Linked DNA regions of Homo sapiens: region 2 is linked to region 1. Evidence: chromatin contacts called from ENCODE Hi-C or POLR2A ChIA-PET data. All regions are on one chromosome and are shown on one strand. The core of a region is the stretch at or near the end of the contact, and the rest is flanking DNA. Distances in the headings are between cores, read along the strand shown.

The links. Hi-C counts contacts between places; a loop is a spot of excess contacts on that map. ChIA-PET counts read pairs that join two places held with the same protein, here RNA polymerase II (POLR2A). Pooled maps may share reads with other maps.
Region 2: POLR2A ChIA-PET joins it to region 1 with 11 read pairs in MCF 10A. The contact joins two enhancer-like sites. A Hi-C loop is called at or near these places in 1 of 168 maps with a recorded cell type or tissue (endothelial cell of umbilical vein) and 1 of 50 pooled maps. POLR2A ChIA-PET finds 5 or more read pairs at or near these places in 6 of 52 experiments (K562, MCF 10A, PC-9 and 3 more).

Annotation. Positions count from the first base shown.
Region 1 is chr5:37,693,676-37,698,499 of GRCh38, forward strand. It overlaps WDR70 (WD repeat domain 70), which reads left to right. Exons shown (of 18, transcript NM_018034.4): 11 at 3,980-4,079. Among named protein-coding and RNA genes, the nearest start is that of GDNF-AS1, 140 kb to the right of the region's middle. Within about 2 kb of position 2,821, at least 5 of the 41 ENCODE cell types and tissues checked have a DNase peak (open chromatin) inside an H3K27ac peak, as active enhancers do.
Region 2 is chr5:37,733,927-37,738,750 of GRCh38, forward strand. All of the region lies in intron 17 of WDR70 (WD repeat domain 70), which reads left to right. Among named protein-coding and RNA genes, the nearest start is that of GDNF-AS1, 100 kb to the right of the region's middle. Within about 2 kb of position 2,250, at least 4 of the 41 ENCODE cell types and tissues checked have a DNase peak (open chromatin) inside an H3K27ac peak, as active enhancers do.

The sequences.
Region 1 (4,824 bases), core at 1,571-4,070:
CCTTCCTTACACCTTATACAAAAATTAATTCAAGATGGATTAAAGACTTAAATGTTAGACCTAAAACCATAAAAACCCTAGAAGAAAACCTAGGCAATATCATTCAGGACATAGGCATGGGCAAGGACTTCATGACTAAAACACCAAAAGCAATGGCAACAGAAGCCAAAATAGACAATGTATCTAATTAAACTAAAGAGCTTCTGCACAGCAAAAGAAACTACCATCAGAGTGAACAGGCAACCTACAAAATGGGAGAAAATTTTTGCTATCTACCTATCTGACGAAGGGCTGATATCCAGAATCTACAAAGAACTCAAACAAATTTACAAGACAAAAATAACCCCATCAAAAGAGCAGTGGATATGAACAGACACTCCTCAAAAGAAGACATTTATGCAGCAATCAGACACATGAAAAAATGCTCATCGTCACTGATTATCAGAGAAATGCAAATCAAAACCACAGTGAGATACCATCTCACACCAGTTAGAATGGCGATCATTAAAAAGTCAGGAAACAACAGATGCTGGAGAGGATGTGGAGAAATAGGAACACTTTTGCACTGTTGGTGAGAGTTTAAATTAGTTTAACCATTGTGGTAGACAGTGTGGCGATTCCTCAAGGGCCTAGAACTAGAAATACCATTTGACCCAGCCATCCCATTACTGGGTATATACCCAAAGGATCAGATATTATGCTCCTATAGAGACACGTGCTCACGTATGTTAATTGCGGCACTATTCACAATAGCAAAGACTTGGAACCAATCCAAATGTCCATCAATGGTAGACTGGATTAAGAAAATGTGGCACATATACACCATGGAATACTATGCAGCCATAAAAAAGGATGAGTTCATGTCTTTCAGGGACATGGATGAAGTTGGAAACCATCATTCTCAGCAAACTATGACAAGGACAGAAAACCAAACACTGCATGTTCTCACTCATAGGTGGGAATCGAACAATGAGAACATGTAGACACAGGGCGGGGAACATCACACACTGGGGCCTGTTGGGGGGTGTGGGACTGGGGGAGGGATAGCATTAGGAGAAATACCTAATGTAAATGATGAGTTGATGGGTGCAGCAAACCACCATGGCACATGTATACCTATGTATCAAACCTGCATATTGTGCACATGTACCCTATAACTTAAAGTATAATAATAATAATAATAATAATAAAGCAAGTTTAGTCATGCTACTCCTCTGCCTAAACTCCTTTAGCAACTCCCTTTTGCCTTCAGGATAAAATCTAAGCTCCTTAACATGGTATATTGGTCTGTTCTCCCATTGCTAGAAAGAAATACTTGAGGCTGCATAATCTATAAAGAAAAGAGGTTTATTTGGCTCATGGTTCTGCAGGCTATACAGGAAGCATGATGCTGGCATCTGGTTGGCTTGTGGGGATGCCTCAGGAAACTTACAGTCTTGGTAGAAGGCAAAGGGGGAGTGAGATATCTCACATGGCAGGAGCAGGAGTAAGAGAAGGGGGAGGGAGGTGCCACACACTTAAATCTCATGAGAACTCACCCACTATCATGAGGACAGTACCAAAGGGACTGGTGCTAAACCATTCATAAGAAGCCACCTCTGTGATCTAGTCACCTCCCACCAAGTCCCACCTCCAACATTGTGAATTAGAATTTGACATGAGATTTGGGTGGGGACACAGATCCAAACCATATCCCATGGCTTATACAGCCTTGATATCTGGGGCCTGTTCATATCATTTCCCCACCATGCCTTTGGTTTCTCACATTTCCTATAGGTAAGAAGTCTGGCACAGCGTGGCTGGATTCTCTTCTCAGGGTTTCACCAGGCTAAAATCAGAGTATTGCCTTGGTATGTGCTCAGGGTCCTCTTTCAAGCTCATTGGTTGTTGGCAGGACTCAGATCCCTGTTTCCTTGACATGTGGCCCCCTTCATCTTTAAGTCGATAGTGACATGTGAAACACTTCTCATATCTCAAATTTCTCTGAGTTCCTCTTCCCTCACATTTCTGTGACTTTCTTGTCGGCACTGTAGCTCATGCAACTGCTTCAGCCCCACCTGCAATCCAAGATAATCTCCCTATTTTAAGGTCAGCTGACTAGTAACCATAATTACACCTGCCAAGTTCCTTTGACCATATAAGGTATTCATGGACATCACACTAGGGGGCAGAGGTCACAAGGATAAAAATTCGGCTTACCACAGTGCAGTACCCTCTGACTGAAATACTCTTTCTTGCCCTCACCTCCTGCTCCTGCAACTGCTAACTTCTACTTTATCTGTTAGGTCTCTGATTTATTTTTGCCCCTCTTTTCTCCCTCATTGTCAAGTTTGGGTTAGGACCTTCTCAGTGCTCACGTATTACTCTGTATTTCCCCATTGTAGCACTTGTCGCTCTGTGTGCTGATCTGTATCCTTTCTGGGGACTGCCAAGTCTTTTAGAAGCTATGTTTATCTGGGCACATTTGTGTTTTCTCTGCTTAACTGAGTGTCTGCCATACATACAGTTGATATCCAATAAAAAAACCGTTGAATCAATGAATTCTTTGTATCCATGAAAGATGGAAGCATGATAACTAATATAAAATTCCAAGACTGTTACCCAGAGGAAGAACTGAGAAGCCAGTTTTCACTCAATATATACAGATTATTATTATTATTTAAATGAACTGGCCTGCTTTTGTAAGGTGGTGTACTCATTACTGGATTTTTTTAGGTGTAAGCCCAGGGATTGGGTGTCAGGGATATTATTTGGAGGGCAAAGTACATGAGCTCTGTTTTGTGACTCATTCTTCATAAGGGTTGCTACAAGAGCAATGGAGATGAGCTCACTTGCATTACCATACCTGTGGCTCCCAGGAGGGACTCACATGCTGTCATTACCAGCAGTGCCCCTGTCTTTCGCTATGGAATTACCCTAGGAAAGTTGGTAATGGCCCAGAACCATTGTGTAATTAGCCAGCATGGCATGTGTGTGTGGGTACACAGGTACACACACACGCGCGTGCACACACACCTATTATAGAGGTTACTCTATTAATGACAGCTATGTAGGGGAGAAAGTTTTTAATGGACCAAATGTCTTTGTTCATATAGACCACACTTTTTGAGGTAATTGACTTCCTAGTACCTTGTGCCAGTTACTGAGTCATAACTGAGTGGCAAGATTGGTGTAGAATTACAAGTCTTTAACTGTGTAGAAGCAACATTAGAAGCAAAAATACTATTAAGATAAATCAGTAAGAGAAGGATTATAATGAAGTATTTAAGAATAGTCTTTTTGGTTTCAAACCCCCAGCTCTACTACTTACTAACTGTGTGGCCTTGGACAAGGTCCTTAAGTTTCTGTACCTCAGTTTCTCAAACTATAAAATGGAGATGATAATAATGGAACCTAACTTACAGAGTGATTGTGAGGACTAAATAGGCAAGATAGGAAAGCATATAGTGCCTAGGATATGATAAGCGTTGTGTAAGGGTTAGCTGCTGTTATTATTATCATTATTCATTCCACAGGCACATTAAGACCTCCAACCATGTGCAGAGTGTATGGCATATCCTAGGAATACAATAAATATTTTGGGGTAAATAAATAATGTGCTCATTTGTAATTTTGATTTATATTTGCTCTTTCAGATAAATACTGGAAATTGTCCCAATAACTTTATAAGCATAATATGAAGAAGTAAATAAGAAGAAGTTATTGTAGTCTTGTCTTGTATAGAGCTTGCTAGGGCAATCTGGAAAAATGTCTCCTGCTAGGACTTACCTTCTCTGTTCTTTATTAAAGCAAATGGATATTTTTAAAAGCCATTTGGTTTTTCTTTTTTTTAGAAAGCAAATTATAATCATGTGAAATTAGTACTTTGCTTATAGGTGTGTATTATTTTCATCGTAATAAAGTGAAATGTTCTTGCCACAAAACTGTTCTCTTCTGAATTGAGGTGAGATATTAACACTTTGTTTGTCTTTGTGAATAGGTTCATCCTAAGTTCCACTATAAACAGGCTCATGACTCGGGCACAGACACTTCTTGCGTGACTTTTTCCTATGATGGTAATGTCCTTGCCTCTCGTGGAGGTAGGTTAAAAGCTTTCTTTTTGATGTATTTCTCTATATAAAATAATCATCTTTAACAAATATGACAATAATATCCTAGTGCTTAGTAAAGCTTGCTTTGATTTTTGTTAATGCACCTTTGCCAGTCTGATTTCTTCATTAAAATACATTTCTAACTTTGCAACATTGTTTGTATTAAAAATTACCAAGTAAAATGTTTAAATATTTACTTTTTTTTGGCCTAAGTTTTTCATTTAGATTCAAATTCCATAAGAGTTTGAAGCCTCCACAAATGATCCTTGCTTCTGCCTTGGGAAGTTTATAGATGATCACCTATATTCTTTCTATACCATTTTATAATTCTGTGTCTGGTACTTCAAAGTCTTCTATTTGTTGCTTGACCATTGCTTTTTTTTCTCTGCCAGTTCAAATACTAACCCAATTTAGTTTTTTTAAAAAAGTCTATATCTAGATGAGATTTTTAAAAACAGTTCTATATGATCATATTGTAAGTTTACTTATCCACATTTGTATGGTTGGATATAGCTTCCTAATTTTTTTGCTAAATCTTTATCACATAGATAGGTTGTGTATTGGTAGAAGGAGATGGAGAATAGTGAAGGCAGCATTATGGGAGAGTATGGGACATAGCTGAAGATTTTCCTACAGACCTATTTGTGGGGAGAGAAAAGAAATAGCATGGTAAGTAGTTTGGAGCCATGTTACAGAGGGTCTTAAATATCACATAAGGAAAAGAAATACTAAT
Region 2 (4,824 bases), core at 1,000-3,499, 40 kb after region 1:
GAGTCTTTTCTTACACTAAATTTATAACTTATTTGTGTATGGAAATACTGTGCAGCTACATATATGTGTGTTATTTATATATATTAGTTTTGTATCCAGCTGTTTATTGTGTTTTCTTATATATATTTTAAATAATTTTTATTCACTTAGCTTGGGGTGTATAGGTATAAAATTATATGCAAGTAGTAAGTGTACCTCCTCCTTTCCAATTTTTATACCTACTATTTCTTTTTATCTGATTGCACTGACTGCTGCCAGAACAATTTAAAATAACCATCAGTGATAGTGCACATCCTTTTTTCAATTTGAACTTTAAAAGGAATGATTCTATTACGTTAAACCTTACAAAATTTTCCTTTTTGTAGGTGAAAAAATCAAATATCAGCAGTTTTATATTATTCAATCTAATGGTATTTCCACATAAAATGTGATAATGTTTGAAAACACACAAGATGTTAAGAATCCAATTCTTTATTTATTCATGCAAAAGAGATTTACTGAACACCAACTATGTGTTAGATACTGTTCTAAGTTGTAGGGGTACAGCCATTTTATGGAGCTTATATGCTAGTAGAGACAGACACTAAATAAATATATAAATATTAAATGGTAATAATGCTAAGAAGAAAACTAAAAGAGGGATATATCCCTTTTATAAAAAGATAAAAGGGGGACATAGATAAAAGAGGGATAAAAGGGGGACATAGAGTAATCAGGCGGAGAAAAGGCGCTATTTTAGATACAGTGGTCAGGGAAGAACGTCTACAAAAGTTACCTTTGACCTGAGTGAAATGAGGGAGTGAGCCATGCAAATACCTAGGGGAAGAGCATCCCATGCAGCGAACACAAGAGGCCTTTACTGAATTCCTTCATCTCTATGAAAGTGATCATGGAATTTTTCTACTTCGATCTATGAATGGGATGAATTATATTACTAGATTTCCTAACACCGAGCCATCCTGGCATCTTTGATACGACCGTTATATGATTGTAGTTTATTCTTTCTAAGGTGTTAGACTGGCTTCCTAAAAATTTTGTGTATTTTTCTTTTCTATATGTACCCTCAAACTGTTTTGAATACATTTGAACTTATCCATTTTATAAAGATTTGATAGAATTCACCTGTAAAATGTGAAAGCTTTTGTGGAGTGGAGGGTGAGTAGTAATTCCTTAATTTTTCTCTCTTTTCCATCCCCTCCTGGCAAATAGTCTATTCTGAGTTTTCTGACTCTTCTGAGGCTGCTTGGTAATTAATATTTTCTTGGACAGTCATTCATTCAGATTTTCAACTTTCTTTAAATAAGAATTAATTGCAGCTGAAAGTGTTTTTGTTCACTTTCAAAATATCTAAAGATATTTTTCTGCATTAGAGATGATTCAGTTATGTTTACAAATGAATTCGTGCTAGCATAATAGCAGCTCTTGCAAGGTAGGTAGATCAGGCATTGTCATATCCTCACTTTACATGTGAGGAGGCTGTAGCTTAGAGATCTGCAATTAACAATGACTGAAACTAGAACTAGACATTAGTTCTCTTGATCCCTAACCTAATGAGCTTTGCAGAGGACTGCACTCTCTTCCTGATACACACCTTTCTGCCGCTGCATTTTGCTATCATCTCTTTGCTTCCACCCAATTTCGTCACCTTGCATTTGTTGCATACTAAGTTCATGGCACTGTCTGTCTGTGGCATGTAATTTGTTAGCTAGGATTGCAGTGCTATTTCTCCTGTGTTCACCTGCTAGAGTATACTGTTTACTGCCAAGTAGCAAAGTATTTGAAAGGAAGCTAATATTTAAAAGGATCTTTTCGTAAAGGTCACTGTAATTGAGAATGTGTGTCTGGTTGGTTTTTTTTCTTCACTGCAATTGACTTCTGTCAGTGATGAAATGAAGATTTATTTACCATATCTCGCTTTATCACAGAAAAGCACAATTAGACATTCCACAAATGTGCCTGCCTACACATGACATACACTCACCAATATCCACTGGTGATGATAACAAAGAGTCTTTAAAGAGTTTACATTTATAGATTATTTAAGTTTCATTCCTGGCCCTAGCAATGTAACAGCCATGAAAATTTTCAAACACAGCAGGATCACAGAGGACTCTTGTTCAGCTACACATAGGCAGATTCAGTTTCAGTTTCTTGTAAGAAGATGCTGCTGGAGGGAGAGAAAAGGAGCTGGCTGGGGAATGGGCAGGATGTAGATCCAGAAAGCTATTAGCTTACACATCAGACAAGGATAGATGTGTGTGGGAGCCTGGACCCTGGCCAGCAGCCTGACAGAATGACAGCTCTGTCAACCACGTCACTTTTCTTGCCAGATAGGCTGCCATTATTTGCTGGTTCGGTCAACTTAATTTTCAGTGTGCATATCTTGTCTGATATTGGATATATGAATATGTGTGTATGTATGTGTTAAAATATCATTCCCACCTATAAAGGATCCATTTAAAGTCATGTTGAGTTGTAGGCAATATTTAAAGAAGCCACTCTGTGAGCAAGTGAAGGTTTATGTGTTATTTGTGTCAGGAAGAATCATAAATGCACAGAGAGAAAATATATTTTTTCCAGAGTTATATTTAGGTGACTAATTGTCACTCTCCACTGTATTCCTGTGTAGAAGCCAATGTTTCTGAAAGTGGTTTTGTGAACTGCCTGCATCAGAGCGGTGTATGTAGTTTTTTTTTTTTTTCTTTTTTTTTTGCGGTGGGGGGGTTGTTTAAAAATGCAGATTTCTGGACTCCATCCTAAACCAACTCAAGGGGGCTTTGTGGGATTAGGGGTGGGAATCTGAATATTAAGAGGTGCCCTGGGTGATTGTTTTGCACACTTATGTTTGGTAATAGTAAAAAGTAATTATGGAAAACAACAAATTATTCTGTAATAGTACAAAAGTAATTATGAAAACAAGCAACAAATTATTCTTTAATAGTACAAAAGTAATTATGAAAACAAGCAACAAATTATTCTCCCTTAAGAAAATTCAAATTTACTGACTAGATTATTTCAATTATAGAAATTCATAGTGAAGAAATATTATTTGCTTAATAAAATTATTTCCTTTAAAAAGTAGCAAGCTGCTATATTGTGTTTAACATAAAAATTAATTTACCAAATATATTCTACATACTGCTTTTGGGAAATACATCTATTATATGAAGTGAGGAACACCTGATATCCAAAGCAAGGTATATAATAATAATGATACTTTTATTTTACTTATACTATGCCAGGCTTGTTTTAAAACTTTATATATATTATTAATTTAATCCTCACAGCAGCCCTGTGAGGCAAGTGTTATTATTGTCCCCATTTTACCGATAAGGAGATTGAGGCTTATAATTTGACCAAAGCCACAGAGGTAGCAGGTGGCAAAACTGGGATTTGAATGCAAGCATTCTGGCTTCAGAATCAAGCCTATAACTGTAACTAAGTACAGTGTACTGCTTTTCATCATAAAGCAACTGGTAGTAGTTATTAGAAAACTTGAGTAATAGTAAAGCTAAAAGATCATTGTATGAGCCAGCATGGTGTAACAGAGGGAACACTGGACTAAGAATCAGAAGTCCTGAGATTTAGCTTCAGCTCCGCCACCCCCTGGCGAGTTACCTTCACTGAGGCTGTTTTCCTGATCCATGAAGTTGGGCAGGGCTACACCAATGCCAAGCTTTCGTGCATGTTTTTTAATAGAAATTGTGGCACACAGTTATATATCTTATAAATGGGAACTTATTAAGAGAGTGCTTTGGTGATACCTGGGCTGTCTCAAGCCTGTGTGTTCTTCAAAGATTTTGTCTTTGTAACTTGTTTATCCATTTGGTGATAAGGTAGCTAATGGCAATTTTGTAGAATTCTGTTTCTCTTTTCCTGTCTCTTTCTTTGTTTCCTATTTTCACAGTTTCCGTAGGTCTCATGTATGTTCTTTTTTCCATCTTCACAGTCTTTGAACTCTCACACATAGCATAATGAGTCAGTATACCCTATTTATGAGCCTGAGATGTGTTTATTTTCTAAAATATTATATGTTCATTTCCTGAAGAAAATAGAAAATGCTTTATCTAGAAACATCTTGTTGCCTAGTGTGCCTAATATTTAAAAAAAAAAAAAACAAACAAAAAAACAACAACTTCGATTAGCTCTTCACCAAAAAAAGGAATCATTTCAAGTGGAATTTTTTGGTCAAGGCTTTTATTTAATCTTAATAATTCTGCAATTGTGATGACTGTGTCAGAGTTCATCTGGGCCATATTCATTCTAACAGGGTTAACAAGTGTGTCAGATTGAAAGTCATGGCTATAATTGACTTTGGCTTTGAGGTTTTCCTTCATAATAAACAATGGGCCCTGAGCCAAAAAAGCTTGTGGTTTATACTCATGTGCTGATGACTAAGTAATGCAAGTGATTTCGCCTCATACTTGCTCTGTTACCCTGGAGCTCACTTTATGCTTTTTGAAGGAATCATATCAGAGGAACATCCATAATTAAAAAGAATTTGACCTGTGGACTTTCCACTGCAGCTGAAAACATTTTGTTACAGTGAAGACGACTTCACTCTGGCCTGAGTGCTAGAGAAGGGCCGTGTAGAAGACATAGGTCAAAGCTTAATCAGAAGAGAAAGGACAGTCCTGTAATACTTTGAATCTCTCACACAAACAATGCACCCCAAAAATGCCCTTTTAGAAGATTGCAGAGGGACTCTTTATTCATTACTGGCTGCTCTACACAAAATTCCTCTGGATGGAAGCACTGAAGGTGGGACTTGCTTTCTGTTGAGTTTCTGTTATTTTTCTGTAGCATACAGTTGCTGGAAAAGAC